2 separate regions of the Homo sapiens genome follow, and region 1 is linked to region 2. A link is a loop called in an ENCODE intact Hi-C map of the cell type or tissue named here. Cell type or tissue: mammary epithelial cell. All regions are shown on one strand. Links, peaks and the distances in the headings refer to the core of each region. The heading gives the core; the rest is flanking DNA.

Region 1 (5,380 bases), core at 86-5,085, 180 kb before region 2:
TTCATGTCGCACCTTCACGGATTTAGCCATAGAGGAGTCCCCACTTTCACTAACTTCTCAGTCTTTTTTTTTTCTGAGATATTCTTGCTCTGTCACCCAGGCTGAAGTGCAATGGTGTGATCACAGCTAGCTCACTGCAGCTTCAACCTCCCAGGCTCAATTGATCCTCTACCTCAGCCTCCCAAGTAGCTGGGACTATAGGCACTCATCACCATGCCCGGCTAATTTTGTTTTGTTTTTTTTTGTATTTTTTGAAGATATGGGGTTTTGTCATGTTGCCCAGGCTGGTCTCAAACTCCTGTGCTCAAGTGATCCTCCCGCCTCAGCCTCCAAAAGTGCTAGGATTACAGGCATGAGCCACTGCGCTTGGCCTCCTCATTTATCTTTACACTGATGCTCTTTCACAAACCTACGCTTCATCCTGGGCATCATTACCTATGACATCACTGGTTTGATGTACTGGTCATTTTTCCCCTAAAACACGAGTAAGAAAAAGCCATACATTTAACAAAGTGGTTTTTTGTTTTGTTTTGTTTTGTATTTTAATTAAGAGCAAACCACATGAAACCTGGATCATGCTGTGCACAAGGCATCCATAAATACTGCTCAGCTGACTGACATCTCTCAGGGACTCAGTGTGGTGGGCATTTGGGTGGGACAATTCCACTTTGTACAAGACTGTCCAACATATTGGGTTGAGTGGTATTGCTGGCCCGGCCTCTAAAAGCAAACAGTGCTTTCCCTTCATGTGACAACCAACTACCCCAACCCCCAGTTTCTTTCTTTTTTTTTTCTTTTGAGACAGAGTCTCAACTGTGTCACCCAGGCTGGAGTGAAGTGGTGTGATTTTGGCTCAATGCAATCTCTGCCTCCCACCCACCCCCAGTTTCTTTTTTTCTTTTCTTTCTTTTTTTTTTTTTGAGACTGAGTCTTGCTCCATCACCCAGGCTGAAGTGCAGTGGCGCGATCTCGGCTCACCGCGACCATTGCCTCCTGGGTTCGAGTGATTCTCGTGCCTCAGCCTCCTGAGTAGCTGGGATTACAGGCACCCGCTGCCACACCCATCTAATTTTTGTATTATTAGTAGAGACGGGGTTTCACCATGTTGGCCAGGCTGGTCTCGAAGCCCTGACCTCAAGTGATCTGCCACCTCAGCCTCCCAAAGTGCTGGGATTACTGGCGTGAGCCACCATGCCTGGCCCCACCCCTAGTTTCTAATGCGCCCCCCTATCCATCCAAGGGATGGGGCTGCCCTCAGGTGGGAATGCTGGTCTAGTTAAACACACTGACACTAATGTGAATGAGAACATTCAGAATGCCCACTCTTTGAGAAAAAAAAAAAAAAAGGTACACTCCCCTGTCCTCCCAACACACAAATGACACTGCTAAGGAGCAGGGCTGGTAATTCACAATACAGGTGGTAGGAGGTATGTGTACAGCGTGGAGGAATAATCCAGGGCAAACATGCCAGACTAGAGGATCTAGCAAATGAGGAGAATGGGTCAGAGTCCAGGCACCCGGCTGAGGTTGCAGAACCAGAAACCAGGATTTGAGGAGAAGAAAATGCAGTAAATGGAAATTGAGGTCTGTAAAATAGGAGGTGAGAATTAAGTGCTGGCAGGAATCTGAGCTCTTCGTCGAGAAGAGGTCCCTGGATTGCTAACCTCTAGAGTTCTGCAGATAAGAGAAATACATCCTGTTTTGTATGGACGACGTTAACCTACTTAATTTCTAATAAAGTCAAAGGCACATAAACAAAGTCAGTTTCCTGAAAGTTAGAAATTCCAGAAGGCAGTTGTTACCATGGATGGGGTCGTAGGGCAAGATCATCAACCGTCAAGAAACAACGATTTACTGATCACCTACTATGTGCCAGTTATAGCAGTGAACACAGTGGACATGTTCTCTGCCCTCCTGGAATACACAGCTGGTGGGGAACACAGAATTCACATCAATTACTTTAAATAATTATGAAATGGTTACAAAGAGTACAAAATGTACCGCATAAGTATGAGGCGTCCTGGGAGCATATGATGGCAGAATCTAACCTTTTGAGGGGAATCGGGTAAGACTTCCCTAAGGACATGGAACTGGTTCAGAGATTTAAGAGGTGCATAGGAACTGGCGAGGCCTTGGACCTTGAGAACAAGAGGAGGGGAGAATGGTGGGGAAGCGTGTTCCATACAGAGGGCATGGCGTGGGCAGAATCTTAAGGTAGTGGGGAGCATGGATGTTCAAGGAATTAAAAAAAGACCATTGGATCTGGAGTGGAGCAAATGATGAAAAGAGTAGGAGAAAAAGAGTCTGGAGAGGCAGGTGGGGTCAGTCCATAATAGCTCACTGAAGAGCTTTTTTTTTTTGAGATGGAGTCTCGCTCTGTTGCCCAGGCTGGAGTGCAGAGGTGTGATCTTGCCTCACTGCAACCTCTGCCTCCTGGTTTCAAGCGATTCTCCTGCCTCAGCCTACCGAGTAGCTGGGATTACAGGTGCCCACCACGATGACCTGCTAGTTTTTGTATTTTTAGTAGAGACAGGCTTTTGCCATGTTGGCCAGGCTGGTCATGAACTCCTGACCTCAAGTGATACACCTGCTTCGACCTTCCAAAGTGCTGGGATTACAGGCGCAAACAACTGTGCCCAGCCTACTGAAGAGTTTTAAGCAGGTGACATGTTCAGCTTTCCTTTTCACCTCTCTGGCTACTGTGATGAAAACCGAGGAAAGGTGTCAGGATGAGACTGCCAGCTGACCCTCAATACCCAATTCACTTCCCCCTTTATTAGTAGCAGTTTTTATTGGCACGTGACTGTCCAGAATAAAGACTACATTTCCCAGGCTCCCTTGCCTTGGAAGGTGTGGCCAAGTGACTATGTTAAGGCCAATGGGGTGTGAGCAGAAGAGAGAACTGCAACCGCTGGGTGGTGCCCTTCTCTGTCTCTGCCTCCTTTTCCCTGCTGCCTGGAATGTGCCTGGAATAGGTGGCTCATGCCTGTAATCCCAGCAGTTTGAGAGCCCAAGGCAGGAGGATTCCTTGAGACTACGAATTTGAGACCAGCCTGGGTAGCATAGGAGACTCCATCTCTACAGAAAATAAAAATATTAGCGGAGCATGGTGACGCCTGCCTATAGTCCCAGCTACTCAGGAGGCTGAGGTGGGAGGATGGCTTGAGCCCAGGAGGTCGAGGCTGCAGTGAGCCATGACCATGCCACTGCACTCCAGCTTGGGTGACAGAGTAAGACCCTGTCTTTCGGGGGGTGGGGGAAAAGGAAGCCGCTGTGCCTGGGCTTCTGGCATGGAAGAGCTGCCTTTCTGGCCCTAGACTGTTCACATTTCAGATTTCCTCATGAGAGAGAAACAGATCTGTGTTGTACTTAAGCCTCTTTATTTTGATGAGCTTGTATCCTAATTCATAGACAGCAGGGGGACAGTGAGAAGGCCGTGATGACGTCCAAGAGAAAGATGATGGTGACTTAGACCACAGAGGTAATGGCAAGGGGAGTGAAGAGAAGCGGACAGGGGCCAGGACCAGAGAATGCAGCAGAAACTCAGGTGAGGCAGGATGACGCCAGGTGCCTCCAACCTCAGCCACTGCTGTGCGACCATTGACTCCCTGGCCAGATGCATTAATTCCACCCTCCTGGGGCCAAACTCTTTGCCTCCCTCTTACTACTGCCCTCACCATGCCAGCCCCTGGACATCTTCTTCAGGGACAGCACCTCACTCAGGCACACCTCCTGGCTTCCAGAGGACACCCTGACATTGACAGATTGCCTGCTAAGGCAAGGGAGAGCAAGGAAGGCCCCCTCCTCAGTCCTGCTGCATCTTGCCTGCAAATCTTGCGTGTGTGTATGTGTGTATGTATGTATTTATTTACTTATTTTGAGATGAAGTCTTGCTCTGTTGCCCAGTCTGGACTGCAGTGGTGTGATCTCGGCTCACTGCAACCTCCGCCTCCTGGTTTCTGCTGCCTCAGCCTCCCAAGTAACTGAGATTACAGGTGCACGCCACCCTGCTTGGCTAATTTTTTTTTTTTTTTTTTTTTTTGTATTTTTAGTAGAGATGGGGTTTTGCCATGTTGGCGAGGCTGGTCTTGAACTCCTGACCGCAAATGATCCACTGTCTCAGCCTCCCAAAGTGCTGGGATTACAGGCATGAGCCATCGTGCCTGGCCCAAACTTGTGTTCTTTTAATATATACCAAGAAGAATGTGATGCCCAGCAGGCAGGGGGTACCTAAGACAGTTCTTGTCAACACACCTGCCATTTTAACCAAGAGGATGGGGGCCGTTACAATCTTTAGGGCCACCAAACGCCATGGATGTGGATAGCAAATCACCAGAGAGTTTCGGTGGTGTGATGAGCTGATAATGAAAATCTGCAACTGGAGAGTCAGCCTATCTTCTCTGTCTACTTTAGATCCCTTTTCTTCTGGCTTTATATCTATTTATGATGCCTTTGTTTATAGGTACCTTTGCTTGTTAACTTCTTTTTCATGCCCGAACTAAATGTCCCCTTGCTGAAATTTGGAATCATCTTTAATCACACTGCCTATAAAATTTCAGCCATTCAACATAAATCTAGGTTTTAAATGTATTTTAAATTAAAGTTGTGACATCTCAAAACATAAATAATACTTGTTTTTTTTTTTTGTTTTTTGGAGATGGAGTCTCCCTCTATCGCCCAGGCTGGAGTGCAGTAGCACAGTCTCGGCTGCCAGGCCTCCCCAATCTCTTCTTCTCACAGGGCAGGGCTGAACAGTATCTCCTCCTGGCTGCATCCGAGCCCAGAAGTCAAAACCTAAGGGGTCCCTGCTTGGCTGGGACAGAGGCCGCAGACCTAGGTCCAGCTCTGACTCGACAGTGGCACATCCCTGTGAAGTAGGGCTTGGGGGCTTCCCATGAACAGCTTTCAGAGTGAGTGCAGTAGAGTGGGGCTGGAGGACAGTTTTGACAGATCTTGAGCAGGTGCTTGAATTTTAACCCAACATCCACCCTTACCCATGACCCAGGTGACATTTCAGAGGAGGGTTCACCTGCCCTGCAAAGTAAGAGCTGCAAAATCAGCAGCTCTTGCACAAAGGCAAAGTGGCAGGGAGCAGGGGAGGGAGTGTCGATATTTATGCCCAAGCTGCAGCAGTTGGCTGGGACCCAGGCCTGGTCTGCTCATGACTGTCATCATCTTTGTCATATTTCTGTTGCCTATACTTTTATAAAATGATTGTAAAATCAGGGGTCGGCAAGCTAGTTATAGTTTTCTAATTCACAGTAAAATAAATATGTAGCAATTAAACAATTTGCCCTGGTACCATAGAACCCCCACTTGCCTATCCCCAGGGACACATGTAGCCCCTGTAGCCCCCTGGTGGAAAGGCCCCCACATTGGG
Region 2 (5,380 bases), core at 321-5,320:
CACACCCCAACCCACAACCACCAAAACAAGGCACAAAGCAAAACACCAAGGACTCTTCCTGTAAGGGAAGAGTCCTTCCTGCCAAGGATGGCTGGACAACACGAAGTGCTTGAGGCCACTGGGGGAGTCCTGGAATCCTGGAGTCCTGGTATCCTACCAAGAGGCAGGCAAGAGATCCAGGGAGGAAAGAGAATCCTCAGGTTGCAGAGGCATTTTGCTTTCAGATACCACACCAGCAACATTACCCTTCACTGTTTACCTCTTCCTTTCCTTCATCCCAACCATAGCCCATTGCAATGACCTGGACCCAAGTGAGACCACTAAAACTGTGGTGAGCTTTGTTCTGAGTCTACAGAGCAAGGGCATTTTTACTGGGGGAAGAGAAACAGGCAGGAGAGAAATGTTGGAAAATGGGTAAGAGAAACTGAATATTGGAAACCAAATATGAGAATATCTTCACTTGGTCCAAATTATTTGTGCCCCCATGAAGCTCTGACCACCATGAAAGTGAAAATAATAGTAGTTCACGTAGACTAAGCACTGTCTATGAGCCAGACATTGTTTTAAGTGCCTTTCATATTTGAGTCCCCTTAATCTTCCCAATAGCCCCTATAGAACTTTAATCCCATTTTACTGATAAGGAAAGTGAGGACAGAAATTGAAGACATTTGCCTAAAATCAACGGTAAGTAGCAGAGATGGATTGAGAGCCCCGTGCTTTCAATGTTCCACTCTTCTGCCATCTGCCACTGACAGCAGCAGATGTCTTAAAATTAATCTTTTCTAATGACTGAGCTCCTCTAATTACATCATTACCCCGAAATTGAAAGAGCCATGCAGCGATTCATGAGTTTTTTTAAAAATGTTTTTATTCTTGTTTTGAGGTTGGCTGAATTTTATGCAATTTCATACGATGAGGGTTTTTTTTTTTTCCTCCTTCTCTTTTGGTCAGACGGCTTCATAGTGGGGCTAGAAGTTTTTTTAATGAAAAATTTCCAACATATACAAAAGCAGACAGAATAGTGGAATGAACTTCTGTGCACCCATTACTTAGACTCAACAATGTTCACGGTTTTTCCAAATGTGTCTCTTCTCAGAATTTTGGTTTGTTTACTTTTCTCTTTGCTGAAGTGTTTAAAACAAATTCAAACTTGAAGTCTCTTCTCTCCACCACACCTCATTTAAAACTATGGAGATTTTCTATTATCACATCTAACAAAATTCACACTCACTCCTTGTGTCATCGTGAACACAGTCCACATTCAATCTTCCCCAATTGTCTCAACATGCCTTTGTAAGGGTGGATTGTAAGATACGGAATCTAAACGAAGTCTGCACAGTAGATTTGCTTATTGTATCGCCTACATTTATTTAATCTAGAATAGCCTCCCCCTCCTTTTTATACAGACTCTTGATGTGTTGGAGAAACTAGGTTAGTTGTGTTGTAGAATATCTCACGTTCTGTATTTGTCTGTCTGCCTGTTCACGGTGTTGTTAATGCATTTCTCTTTTCATTGTATTTCCCATAAATTAGCTTGAAATGTGATTAGGTTCAGAGTAATTTGGGGGAGGGCAGCAATGCTCTGGAATTTGTGCTGGGCTCTCACCATTGCATCTCATCAGGAGTCCCAGGTGTGTCCCTCCTAGTGACACCACGAGGGCCCTTGTGTTCAGGTAGCACCACCTGCTTCCTCCATTATAAAGTTCCCCATTAACCTCCGATCTGATGGTTTCATCCACTAATGTTTGTGGCCTGAATCAATTCTTTCATTAGGAGTTTAGAAACTTTAAAATATTTATTTGGAAAGAAGAGAGATATTCCAGAATATTCCAATAATGTTAATACATTTGTTCAGCATTGACATTCTTGAAAGTTGCTGTCAAAATTCTTTCCTCATTGCACACTCCCAACCAGACTGTGAGGTAGGCAGAGCCGGCAGGAACCTGGTACAGTGGTGACTAAGCAGCTACCTCAGGTGCCCAGGTGCCTGAGTTCAAATCCTGGCTCTGCCACTTGCTAATGGTGTGGGATCTTCCTTGACTTCTCTGCTTCAACTTTCTCACTTGCCAGGTGGGGATAAAAAGGGTCCCCACCTCCTGGGGCTGCTGTGGGGATAAAATGACTTACTACTTGTGTAGTTCTGAGAGCAGAATAGGATACAGAGTAAGTGCTCTTCTCCATCCTTAAAAGTGAAGAAACTGGGAGGCCAAGAAATCAAGTAAGTTTCCTCAGGTCCCACAGCTAATGACAGGCAGAGCCGGAACAAGGTGCAGATCTCATTTCACCACATGACACTGTGCCAATGGAGTGTTTTTCCACATTCCATGTTTCCTAATTATTTTGAAAATGATTGCAAATAATTAGGAAAACTACCTTTTGGTCATAATGACTTGGAGTAATTAATACCCAAATGACCTAATATAACACTTAATCCAAAACCCTTCCCACCCTCTAATCGCACCTTCTGGAAGTTCTGTTCTTATAGCTTCTCCTGCAGGGACATTATCCTTTTTGCTGTTATTTAAACCTAGTGTGTTGGTTCCCACTTTATAGGTTTTGCACTTGCTGTTCCTTCTGCAACAAATCCTCTTCCACCTGTGGTGTTTTCTCAAACGTCACCTCCTCAGAGATTCCTTTCTTGATCATATTGTTAAACTCTTCCTACATCCCCCTAATCACCCCCTGCTTCCTATCCCATGATTGTGTTTTATTTGCCTTCTTAATTCTGATCACTATCTTAAAATATACTGCATATTTCTCTGTTCACTGTCAGAGGCTGGGGGCTTTGTCTGTCTTGTCACTCCTGTGTCCTTAGCATCTAATAAAGTAATTGTAATCAGCACTAAACAGTCAGGCAATGAGTACCAGCGAAATGAATATTGAAAAATGACACTACAGCCTCACAGTGTTACATACAAGGATCATGCATGCACCACTTATCAGAACATTTTTTATATTTAATTCTCTTTACAAAAGAGAAAATACACATGCTAATGGTAAAACAGTCAGAGCAACATATAATGTGAAAAGATAAGTTCCCCATAGTCCCACTGATCTGTGCTAATTATCATTCACAGTTTGAGTACACCGTGGTAGAGATTGTTAGGTGATCCCCAATATTCTTTCTCTTCTCTCTTCTACAAACAACTGATTCTTAGCAGGGCACTCAGCTACCCAGAATAAAGACTACATTTCCCAGGTTCCCTTGCAGTTAGGCTGTGGTCATGTGACTAAGCGCAGTCACTAGGGTGGAATCAAAAGTGATGCAAGTAACATGTAGGTTAGGTCCTTAAAGGAATGGGGTGGACCTTCCTCTTTTTCCCATTCCTATTGGATAGAACGTCATGTGATGGAGTGCCATCTTGGACAATGAGGAAAAGAGCAGCACCTTAAGGATGAGGAAACAAGTTGAAAGGAATCTGGGCTGCTGATGACTTTGCAGAGCAGAGCTGCTGCTCAGACTCTTAGATGAGAGAGAAATAAACTCCTAGGTTATTTATGCCACTGTTATTTAAGCTCTTTGTTACACAGAGCCAAATCTACATCTGTCTGTATTTTTCTATCTACTCACCATCTCTTATCTCCCACCAGATCTTCTTCAGTGCATTTACGTGTGTGTGCATGTGTGTGTGTGTGTGTGTGTGTGTGTAGCAACTTTATGGAGAATTTCAAAAACACTGCAAAAATACTCAGACTCATCTAATGAGCTTTCCTAAACTCATCACACAGCCCCAGCACTCATGGCCAGTCCTGCCCCATTTCCACTCCATCTATTTCCCCCGTCATAGTATTTTGAAGCAAACCCCATAATATCATTTCATTTGTCAATATTTCCGTGTAAGTCTCTCTCTAAAAAAAGACCCTTTTTTTGAAAACATAGCCACAATATTCCTTAACATTAAGGCACAAAATTCCTTAATATCACCAAAAACATAATGGTTTAACAAAAACTCTGTTGTGTTTGTTTTTATTTCCATTTAAAAATACATCCTGGACAGTTTTCGACATCAGTACACATGGAGCCGCCTGCTTCTTCTTCAATGTCTGCATAGTATTCCACTGAAATAATGTAGCAGAGTTTATTATTTAACCATCCCCCCACCAATGTACATCCAGGTTATTCACAGTTTGGGTTTTTTTACCCTATTTTAATCAATGATGAAACGAACGTCTCTCTATCTCAGAAATTCTCAGCCTTGGCACTATTGAGGTTTTTGGGCTGGGTGATTCTTTGTTGTACAGGGAATTGCAGGCTGTTTAGCAGCATCTCTGGCCCCTGTCCTCACCAGTTACCAGTAGCTGCCCTCTCCCCGAGTTGTAACAACTAAAAATGTCTCCAAACATTGCAAAATGTCCCCTGGGGTCAACATCAACCCTGGTTGAGAACCTCTCCTCTATTTTTATATACACTTAAACAAGCAGAAAACCCTAATTTCTATAGCAGAGGACAGTAGTGAAATGGAAACAGAGAAATTTTCAAAATGGTGGCTATTTGAGAAAAAGATGAATTCACATTCGCTCTGGATTTTAGGAAGTACTTTCACCGCGCTTCAGTCGCGCTTAACTATGGCAATCTGAGAACTGATTCTTCACCAAGAACTGCAGTCGGTGTCTGCAAATGTACCATATAAATCAAAGACCCTTTGAGTTGATCTATGTTTTAATATTATGCCTCAGGTCAGAAGATCCGACGGAAGAACATGAGATGCATTTTATAAAAGTAGCCTTAGAGATGGGAACATCGTAAGTTTTATGGTCTAGCACACTTTTAATTATAGGATTATGTTTCAGGGAACATGTGTGACCTCTGCATGCCCCTTCACCCCCTTACATTTAATAGTAAATTATATTATAATGATGTTTGTACACAAATGGTGGAGGGACTTCAGATTCTAAGTAAAGCCTAAACTCAACAGCCTGAAGCACATTCCCTTGCCCAGGTTTAACATCCAGCCAGAACCTGCTAAGAAAAATTAAATGAACCCCCAAAGAGTGCATTGTGGGGCTGAACCAAGCCAAGGGAATTAACTCCTAAAATAGATTTGAGGCTCCTGAGTTAGCTTAGTTCAGCTTTAGCTTCCAGTGCTGAAGTCTGGGATTTCTTGGGTAGTGAAACCAAAGCCATAGTAAAAACAAATAAAAAACAACAACAACAAGACACATAAGTAAACAAACAAAAACAAAAGAGGAGAAACAAAGACAGAGGAAGGCAGGGAAGAATGAAAGAAACAAGAGAAATCTATAAAAAAGTTATATAGCTAATCAAAGGGATTTAAGTCACTTATTCAGTCAACAAATACTACAGAGAACCTACTATGTGCCAGCACTGATTTAATTCCTGGCAATCGGCCGGGCACGGTGGCTCATGCCTGTAATCCCA

Evidence for each region. A loop is a pair of places that touch in the nucleus more often than their neighbours do. Peaks named below come from ENCODE experiments on the same cell type or tissue, not always from the same donor. Only the 100,000 strongest peaks of a DNase experiment are listed, where the experiment ranks them.
Region 1: a loop joins it to region 2, with 2.6 times the contacts of the local background. A loop is called at or near these places in 1 of 110 quality-filtered maps.

Annotation. Positions count from the first base shown.
Region 1 is chr20:47,148,351-47,153,730 of GRCh38, reverse strand. All of the region lies in intron 10 of EYA2 (EYA transcriptional coactivator and phosphatase 2), which reads right to left. Among named protein-coding and RNA genes, the nearest start is that of MIR3616, 16 kb to the left of the region's middle. In mammary epithelial cell, for the core only: a CTCF peak has its summit at 2,919; a DNase peak (open chromatin) is centred at 2,900.
Region 2 is chr20:46,969,350-46,974,729 of GRCh38, reverse strand. All of the region lies in intron 1 of EYA2 (EYA transcriptional coactivator and phosphatase 2), which reads right to left. Among named protein-coding and RNA genes, the nearest start is that of EYA2-AS1, 70 kb to the right of the region's middle. In mammary epithelial cell, for the core only: no CTCF peak of the experiment used is centred there; a DNase peak (open chromatin) is centred at 3,299.